Linked DNA regions of Homo sapiens: region 1 is linked to region 2. Evidence: chromatin contacts called from ENCODE Hi-C or POLR2A ChIA-PET data. All regions are on one chromosome and are shown on one strand. Each heading gives the region's core, a stretch centred on a gene start or an enhancer-like site at or near the end of the contact. The rest is flanking DNA. Distances are from core to core; before and after follow the strand shown. Region 1 holds the start of LINC02935 (long intergenic non-protein coding RNA 2935). Region 2 has its middle 55 kb from the start of LINC02935.

Evidence for each region. A loop is a pair of places that touch in the nucleus more often than their neighbours do. ChIA-PET counts read pairs that join two places held with the same protein, here RNA polymerase II (POLR2A). Pooled maps may share reads with other maps.
Region 1: a map of CD14-positive monocyte shows a loop between it and region 2 (2.0-fold over the local background). The contact joins the promoter of LINC02935 here to the enhancer-like site in region 2. A Hi-C loop is called at or near these places in 5 of 168 maps with a recorded cell type or tissue (CD14-positive monocyte, HepG2, aorta and 1 more) and 1 of 50 pooled maps. POLR2A ChIA-PET finds 5 or more read pairs at or near these places in 5 of 52 experiments (H1, HepG2, OCI-LY7 and 2 more).

The regions. Positions count from the first base shown.
Region 1 is chr10:112,888,857-112,893,770 of GRCh38, reverse strand. It overlaps LINC02935 (long intergenic non-protein coding RNA 2935), which reads right to left and starts at 2,739. Exons shown (of 3, transcript XR_001747706.2): 1 at 2,699-2,739.
Region 2 is chr10:112,833,810-112,838,783 of GRCh38, reverse strand. It overlaps a transcript of VTI1A not described here. Among named protein-coding and RNA genes, the nearest start is that of LINC02935, 55 kb to the left of the region's middle. RefSeq lists an enhancer at 3,714-3,803. Within about 2 kb of position 2,668, at least 5 of the 41 ENCODE cell types and tissues checked have a DNase peak (open chromatin) inside an H3K27ac peak, as active enhancers do; they include CD14-positive monocyte, where a contact is called at or near this core.

The DNA.
Region 1 (4,914 bases), core at 1,490-3,989, 55 kb before region 2:
CGTATCTCATCTGTTAAATGAAACAAATCCTGGAGACAACCAAGAGGGCTGTGGAGAGATTTAAATTAGACAAAATGTGCAGTATGCTAATGCAGATCCTGTCCCAGAATAAGTGCTCAATAATGGCAGCTATTCAGTTCATCATCCACGTGTGGGTCAGTACCATTGCTTATCTACTGTGGAGGACACTAGAACATGGAAGAAATACACCACCATAGTGTGCTACAGTGACTGTGCTTCTTGAAGCTAAGATATCTGATTATCAACACACATTGAGCAGACACAGTGCTTCATAGACTAGGGTCCTTGGGAGATGCAAATGAACAAACACTGATCCCTGGAATCATAAAGCTTGTTCTTACTCAGTGTGGCTGATGGACTTGGCCCCAATGCCTATAATGCAGGTAAAATATATTAAGCATCCAGAAGGAAATATGTCTTAATTTCAGCTAAAGGGATTAGGGAAGCCATTTGGAGAATGTGATATCTAAGTTACACCATGAAGGTTTCCAAAAGGTGAGATGGCAGGGAAAGGCTTTGTTAGGGAAGAGACCAATGAGAGAAAAACCATGGAGAGAAGATCAGAGACAGTTTGGGAAATGGCAAATAATTCAAATGGCAGCAACAGAGTGTGAGTGTGGGGACAAACAAAGTGGTTACAGGCCAGCAGGAACAGACATAGGCATGGAGATTTGCATGCTGTGATGAATGACACTGGCTTTATTCTATGGGCAATGGTGAGCCATGAAGAGTTTAGGGTTTCCAGCAGCATTATTTTGATTATGACACTGAGCAAACTTTTGCACAGCTATCAGAGTTGGTTAAGACAGGTATAGTATTTTTTGTTTTTTGTTTTTGAGATGGAGTCTCACTCTGTCACCCAGGCTGGAGTGCAGTGGCATGATCTTGGTTCATACAACCTCCACCTCCTGGGTTCAAGCGATTCTCCTGCCTCAGCCTCTCGAGTAACTGGGATTACAGGCGTGTACCATCTTGCCCAGCTAATTTTTGTATTTTTAGTACAGACGGTTTCCCCATGTTGGCCAGGCTGGTCTCAAACTCCCAACCTCAGGTGATCCACCTGCCTCAGCCTCCCAAAGTGCTGGGATTACAGGTGTGAGCCACTGTGCCTGGCCAGGTATGGTATTTTCATTTCACAGATGATGGAACTGAGACCAGAAACTGTCTAAGCAATATATATATTACAGAGTAAATAATTTTAGCTACAAAATCAGTGGGTTGGACTAGAAACTCTTTCATTTCCCCTTTGTATCAGTTAGGTTTTTATTCCACAATGCTGCATAACAAAAGGCTCCTAAGTCTCAGTTGCATACAACAAAAATGCATACATTTCCAGCTCGTGGTTATATGAGTTGGCTGAGGCAGCACTGTCTTAGGGTATGGATTGACTGGGCTTCATTTCAGACAGTAGGGTAGGTCGAGGTTTTCTCCCTGTGTCTCTTAACTTCCTTTAATGGTTTCTTAGGGCATGCTCTTTTCATGGCATATGGCAGAAAGAAAAGACAGCAAGCCAAATGCACAAACCCATTTCTGTCCTAAAAAAAAAAATTACAGTACCTGTCTTACCCAATTCTCTGACAGCTGAGCGAAAGTTTGCTCAATGTCATAATCACAGTAATGCTGCTGGAAACCCTAAACTGTTCATGGCTCACCATTGCCCACAGAATAAAGCCAGCGTCATTCATCACAGCATGCATATTTCCATGTCTATGTCTGTTCCTGCTAGCCCACAACTCCTGTCATGTCTGCATGGCCACATCAGCGGCCAAGCCCAATGTTTAGGGACAGAGAAGTTCTGTGCTCTGGTGAAGCAATGAGAGGGGGATTATAATGCTAAAGAAGGAAGGACTGGGATGATAATCTCATTGACCACACTCCTATTGCTAATGCTTAGTGATTCTAAGCGGGAGAGCCCGTTACAGCATGTGGCTCTGGAGTTGGTAGAAGTAATAGAAGTGATACAGAATGAACTGCTGTATATAAGTGGATATATGGCAGAATCCCAGCATATAAAAATTTAAGTTATAAGAAACTCAGCTACATGGCCACACACACACAGAACAATGTAAATGGTGTAGCACCTGGCATTTCCCTGGGAAAGCCTGTGTTCTGGAAGGGCCTCCCATAGGATGCACCTCTCAGCCATGGCTCCTACACTGAGGGTGGGAGCCAGCATTTTGTGGCCCTCACACACACACACAGGCGCAACTGAAGAAAGAGCAACCCTCACACACACAGGCTCAACTGAAGAAAGAGCAACCGTTTCCCTTGAGAAAAAAAGGAAAAATAGGTTGTGCTGGATTTGTTGCGATATGGCAGTACCACACCCTTTAAGGATGATTTCCGGGATTTTCAGGATGACTAGACCACTGTGGAAGGCTTGTTGTGTGATGGGGTCAGGGTATAAGTTGGCAGTTCATCACAAAAAAATCAGTTAAAATGGAGAAACTTTATAAAACAATTCATATGCATATACTCTAAATGCTTTTAAAAATTTAAACGTGGTGGCTGGGCATGGTGGTTTATGCCTGTAATCCTAGCACTTTGGGAGGCTGAGGCAAGCAGATCACTTGAAGCCAGGCATTCGAGACCAGCCTGGCCAACATGGTGAAACCCTGTCTCTACTAAGAATACAAAAATTAGCCGGGCATGGTGACGTGCCTGTAATCCCACCTACCTGGGGAGGCTGAGGCACGAGAATCGCTTGAACCCATGAGGCAGAGGTTGCAGTGAGCTGAGATCACGCCACTGCACTCCAGTCTGGGTGACAGAGCGAGACTCCATCTACAAAAACAAAACGAAACAAACAAAATTTAAACATGGTAAGTATACATTTTCTTTACCAATCTTTTGATGTAGAACCAAGGCTTTTCTTAAAGGAATGGGTTTGGTCTTTGGAGTTCCGGCTTCTCTTTCTTGCCTAAGCCAAATGCACATCATTTACAATTTCCAGTTGTGGTTTTCTTAAGGTGAAGCCAGATCTTAAAGACACCTGAAGAACAATCAGATTGCAAGCCTCTTTGGGAGTTTTATGTTTCTTCTCCTATCTTTTATTCTGTCTCACTTGCACTTAGTATTTTTCCTATCAACTTTATGGAGGAATAATTTACATATAATCAACTGCATCTAGTTACAACACATAATTCAATGTCATTAAACAGTTGGATACAGTCTTATACAGCTGTGAAACACAATCAAGCTACAATGCATTTCTATTACCCCCAAATAATTCCTTAATTTTAAGGATTTTTTTTTAGCAACTTGCCTTTATAATTCCAAAGTATGCTTTTAGTTTTCATAGATACCACTATGCTCTCTTTGCTTCTTCCTATTTCATTGGCTGCCATACTTTTCTGTTAAATTAGTTCATGGCAATGTCGTGGTATAAGCAGGTTTGGGTATACCCAAACCACTAATCTGGTGGGTTCATGGTAAACATTAAACTCAGCTGGGGAAGCAGAGGTGCATGGAAATACTAGAGAGTATGAAATGCACCAATCCTGAGCATTCAGATGGCTATGGACACGCATGCCCTAGGATGTTTTACAGAGGCCAGGAAGAGCAGCCAATGGATCAGAGTTAGTTAGTGGGGGCTGATTAGGGAGTCTCTACTCAGGGCTGCCACATACCATTGTCCAGTCTGTGCACTGCACAAAGTGCTGCCTAAGGGGACAAATGGCAATTAAATTCCTGCTAGAAGTACTCTTTCCAAGCCCTGCACTCTGCTGCAGTCTTCTGTCTAGAAGAGATACCTTTTTCTAATTTGTCTATCCAAAGGCGGTACCTTTTTCCAATTTGTGCCAAAGCCCTGTAGAGACTAGTGGCAGTTCCACGTTACTCCATCTGTGATGCTGACCTTAAAACTGGTTTTAGTACCTAGCCAGCAAATAAGACGAGGCTGCACTGAATCATCACGGTGAACCTCCATGAACCCAACACCACAATACACGGGGTACCTCGACATCACTCAATGTCCTCACAATGACCCATTGCAAATCCCAAGGACTGTTTAGGCTCAGGGAGCTTTTCCTTTTGAGTAGGTTGTCACTTTCCCCAGTCCAAGCCAGTACACTGCTTGATTTGGAGGACTCTCTGAAACCCTGACTTCCTTTTGATGGAGGCTACAAGCTCTGCAGTAAAGCCCTGCGGTCTCCCCAGTTAAATGTGATGGATGCTGGAGATCTGCAGGGCTCAGCACCAGGCCACATCTCCTCATCACAGCCCCACTGTCTTTTTTAGAGACAAGGTCTCACTCTGTTGCCCAGGCTGGAGTGCAGTGGTACAATCATAGCTCACTGTAACCTCAAACTCCTGGGCTCAAGCAATCTTCTCATCTCAGCTTCCAGAATATCTAGGACTACAGGCAGGTGCACACCACCAGTCCTGGTTCAATTTTTTTTGGAGACAGTCTTGCTATGTTGCTGGTAGTGGTCTCAAGCTCTTGGCCTCAGGTGATCCTCCCACCAGAGCCTCCCAAGGTGCTGGAATTAGAGGTGTGAGCCACTACATCAGGCCCCTATCGTCTTGATAAAAGGGCTGCACTCTCTTTTATGGTGGCTCGTCCTTTTCCTGCTCCCGAACTTCATTGTGTTGCCTACCTTTCTCATTGGCATTGTGGAGAAGAATAGAAGAAGGGCCAAAAATGTTGCCTCAATTGCCTGCGTTAGCTAGAATTTTTTCAGTTAAGTGATACAAACCCAATTCTTATTGCCTTATGCAGAAAAGGAGACATAATGATTGGCTCAGGTAATTGAGAGTCCCAATGTATACTTCAGGCACAGCTGTATCCAGGAGCTCAAGTGATGCTAGTAGGACTAGCATCCTAGGGCTGCTTTTTTTTTGGATTGGACTGAAACTTTAAACTTTTTTTTGTAAAGTGCAGAAAAACAAAAG
Region 2 (4,974 bases), core at 1,419-3,918:
ACCTTTAGAGCAGTGCACTTCCGTGGCGCCAGATGCCTGGAAGCGCAGTGAGCTGCCCGGTGACCGAGGCCTGCTCCTTCTCTGCCACCCCCCTGCCCCTCCAGCGTCTTCTGTGCCCCCGTTCTTGCCCTTCAAGTCACCTGGTACCCACAGGCAAGGGCAGTGAAGGGTCTCTGAGTTCCTTCCCGTCCTGCCTACTCCCTTCCTGCCCTATGTTACTAAGAAGAGGGGGTGTCCTGATGCTTTCAATAAAATACTGGACACATGAAATACAAATTAGTCTAGGGGGAAAAAATCTGATACAGGATCATTCCCAGTTGTAATCTACACCATATATGACATAATGTGCAGCTCAATAAGCACTTTTTACTTTTCAGTAACTCAAATTTGCTTCCCTTCAGGCACATGTACTGGTGTTTGCCCAGTCTGTGCAGAAGGCTCTGCTCCCAGGTCCCTGGGACCCCCTAGCAGCCACCTGCAGTAGTCTCTGGCTCTGACCCCAGGAGGACCCGAGGTCTGTCCCAGGCCCTCCCTGGGGATTGGCCCCAGCCACCTGGGGCTGTCTTGGGAGCAGAATACACAGAGCAGTGGGGAGCACCTGCCTTGCGGGCTTGGCCCCAGCCCTCTTGGGGTCTTTTCCTCCCAGGCCACGTGGGCAGAGGGAGAAGCACTCAGTACCAGGCCAGGACATTGAGCTGTGTGCCTGGGCCTTCACACTGGCCTCGGTCCTGAATAGTGCCATGACTTCAGCATCCTGGCCTTAGTTTTCCCATCCAAAAATGGAGAACATGAAGGTTGCTGCCTCGTAAGAGGGCCCTTTTAAGGATTAATCAGATGATGCAGGTCAAACCCTTGGCCGAGGCCTGGATTGAGCTGGGTACTCCCTCCCTCCCCTTTTCTACTGTTACCCAAAAGTGGTTTCATTTCATGACTGTGAGGCAAACCAAATTCAGATAGTTGATCTGACCCTGGCACTTCAAAGACATCCCCAGACTCTCCCTATAAAGCCCAAATAGGACTTCAGGATTACCTGTGGCTAGGAATTACCTGTATATCTCTAGGGACTTGGCTGCCTGCTCTATGTTCCCAAGACCCAGGAACTGTTCCTGGGGAGCCATTCAACCTAAAACCTTCCAGACCAAGCCCTCCCATCTTGCAGATCAGCAAATTGAGGCCCAGAGGGCCAGCGAATTGCTCAGAGTCACATGTCTGAGATAGAGGCTGGAGCAGAACCAAGGATTCCTGAAGCCCTCAGGAGGGTAGGGCTGTCTTCATGTCAGCTGCAGCTCTGATTGAGCTGTGGGGGAGGGTTCCCACGCAACCACGCCTGGAAATCAAGCAGGCTGAGGAAAAGCAGGGGTCATGGCCTTCAGGATCCACATCGGTGGGTCACTGTGACATCCTTAACCACCCATCCTCCAGTCTTCTATCCCCTCCCCCTCCCAGGATTTTTTTTTGAGACGTTGTCTCACACTGTCACCTAGGCTGAAGTGCAGTGGCGCAATCTTGGCTCACTGCAACCTCCACCTCCCAGGTTCAAACGATTCTCCTGCCTCAGCCTCCTGAGTAGCTGGGATTACCGGTGTGCACCACCACACACCACACTCAGCTAATTTTTGTATTTTTAGTAGAGACGGGTTTCACCATGTTGGCCAGGCTGGTCTCGAACTCCTGACCTCGTGATCCGCCTGCCTCGGTCTCCCAAAGTGCTGGGATTACAGGCGTGGGCCACCACCTCCAGCCCCTTCCCAGGATTTTGATCTCCTTTGACTCCTTCTCCTGCACTATTGGCTCACAGTCCTGAGCTCCGAAGTGGCTCTGAAGATCCTTGGAGGGATAGAAGATGGAGTCAATTCCTTTGAACAATGTTTAACTTGAAGCCACTGCATTCTTCCGAGATGGTTTATTTACCTTGAGGTAGAAACGACTGGTAGCAGCTTGGAGTATGGTTTCTACTTTAGCTCAGGAGATAAAGTCAGGATCATAGAGTTCACAGATGGGCCTGAAACCACGGATTCCATACCCCCTCCCCGCCGCATCATGCTCCAATGTCCCATCCATCCACAGTCAACTGCATTTCATTTTGTAACTGAAATTAGACTCCCCTTTTAGGTCAACCAGAGGAGAAGACAGATTCAAGTGCTACTACACGTGGCCTGATTCCAATCTTGGAGTCAGGTTAGTTTGTGCTGAAGCCCCCAACTAAGATTTGACATGCAGTTACAAGAGAAAACGGAGGGAAATTTGCTATGAGGTAGCGGAGGGAAAGTTGAAGTTCTCTTTTATATTACAATATTGGAGAGGAGAGCACGTGAGGGGGCATGGACTGAGAATCAGGAAACTGCTGTTCTATTCTTGGCTCTGCAAGTAGCTTGCTGTGTGCCCTCGGGCAGGTCACTTCCCCTCTCTGAGCCTCAGTTTCCTCATTTTATATAACCAAGGAAGGATCTTCAAGTTTCTTCCTTTCAGTTCTAAAGAGCTCATGATTCTAGCTGGGTCTCTGGCCATGGGTGAAGAAATCAAAGACTTAGTTTCATTTCATAACTTGCACCCCCCAGCACTTCCCAGTTGGGGCTGGGAACAGGACCAAGCATTCATTGACGAAACTAATCTGAGCTTCAGAGAGGTGACTGCCGCCTCGGCTGTTGGAAACCTCACCCGGGAAGAGGACAGGGCTGGACGCAAGCTGGACAAGAGCTTAGTTCTCCCACCCCAAGGGCTGTGATTGGTGTCCAGGCAGCCGATGTTTATTCAGACTGGAGCTTTGGCCTTTGCAGGCTCAAATGTCATTAGCTGCTGTTTTTGATCAATGGGAAGCAGTGAAAGCAACAAATAATAATGTCCATTTGCGGGCAATTTCAGTCATTTGTGGCATTTAATTAGCATAATTGACCTGAACTGGAACTTTTTCTCCACCTGAATTTAAAAATACATTACTGCCCCCCCTACCCCAATATATCTGAGAAATTTTCTTTTTTTAATGAGGTTTTAACTAAAGCCCAATATCAAAACACCATATAATACTTTTATCTCATTGAAGACATTTGATGCTTATTAAAATATTATTGCTTTAAGGCTTATTTTGATTTTTTGCCCAAGAGTGTGTGCAGAGCCTTGCTACTCAGATAATAACAAAGAAACCTTAAACATGAAAAAAACACATGAAAGGTAATATGTTCCCCATTAGTCCCAGTATCATTTCCCCAGGATTACTGCTTTCCAAATATAGCATTAGTTTAAAAATAAAAGGCCGTTTACAGTAACGGGACACTTGGCACTACTTTGCAGTATGCGGGCCCTCCAAGGGGCTTGTACAGCAGCTTCATTAAGCGAGAACTGCAGGGGAGAGGGCTGGCTTAAAAACAATCGCAGCATGCCTCCTCGAAGGCCCCCCAGATAGGCCACCTATCCTGACCTGAGGCCCGTGTCTAACAAGCTCTTAATTCTCTTTTCAGAACTGCTTTTTCGTGCATTGTTTCTTCTGGAGATGAGACCATTTTGGAAACTGACAAGTAATCAATTGACTGCCACCGGGGAGGAGAAGCGACATTCTGGGGCTCCGTGTTCTGGCCTCATGGGTCAGGGTGTGGCTGCCATCCATGAGAGAGGGCTCCTTTTGGCTTTGGGAGGTCTCTTTTGTCCTGGGAGATCCAGGGCAGCAAGCCCCAGATGAGATTTATGTCAGTCGAGAAGCGCACGGGCCCTGTGTCTAAGCATGCTTTATTTGACTCAGACATGCCATTTTTTTTTCTTTTTTGCTAGGCACAGCTAAAGTCCATTTTCAGTTGGATGAACTAATCTAGCTAAGGGACAGAACAGTCATGTACATAGAAGGGCTCTCTCAAGTGGCAGGGAGGGCCACTCCAGTTTGCTTCCCTGTGGCCTGTGTAGAGTACCCACCGGAAGCTGCCAGCCCGCTGAAGGCCCCTGAAGAGACTCATGTTGCACATTTGCTATTTTAGTCCAACAATGCAGGCCCCTTCCGGTTTCAGGAGCTGGTCTCCTGGCACTCAGCAAACGCCCGGCTTCAAGAGGCCTCAGAGAGCCAGGGGAGCGAGCTTCCAGCCTGAAGGTAGGGAGAAGCTTTCCTGATTTTAAATCCTCAACTAAATGCCAGCCATATCTTGTTGTCAGCAGAGAGGGGAGATCAAGAGGGAGCGATGGAGGAGAATGGAGAGGTGGTAACAAGAGCTGAAATTTATTGCCTGGTGGCTTGCATTCTCCCCAGGGCAGGTGGCACTGTCCACTGGGCGGAGGGTCTGCTGTACCATGAGAGGGTTCTTTGCATGGAACCAATCACAGGTTGGTAGGGGGTTAGGGATGGTGTCTCTTTGGGAAGCATCCCATCTGACTGTCAGAATTGGGACCTCCTTGTTTGGCCTCATCTGGTTTGTGCTCTTGATGTTCTCAACTCCTCTTTCTAGCCAAGAATTGCTTATTCCCATCCGTATTCCTAGACTAGTGGCTGGCACAGAGCAGGCATCAGCTCACTTGAACTAAGAGAACAAGCTCCCATGGGTAATGTCTCATGAACAGACCAGAGACTGGGGCGGGGGTGTGGGCTGGTCGAGGCTGGTGGCCTTGGTGAGGGCTGTGATGGGCTTCCATTCACTGAGCACTCACTGCTGTCCAGGTTCTGAGCTGCATGTGTCACATGGATTCCCTCATCTGATCCTCATGCCACCTCCCTAACTTGGCAATGTTATCATGACCAACTTGCAGGGAAGGGAACGAGGTTCAGGGAGGTTGATTAACTTGCTTAGGCTCACCCAGCCAGAGAGCAAGCAGCAGTCTGGCTTGTGGTCCTGAGCCTCTGCCACCTCTCTTGTCTCTCATTGGCTCACGGTCCTGAGCTCCGAAGTGGCTCAGAAGCCCTTTGGAGGGATAGAAGATGGAGTCAGCCCCTTTGAACAATGCTTAATTTGAAGTTACTGCATTTTTCTAAGGATACTCCTTCTTTGGGAGCTAAAGATC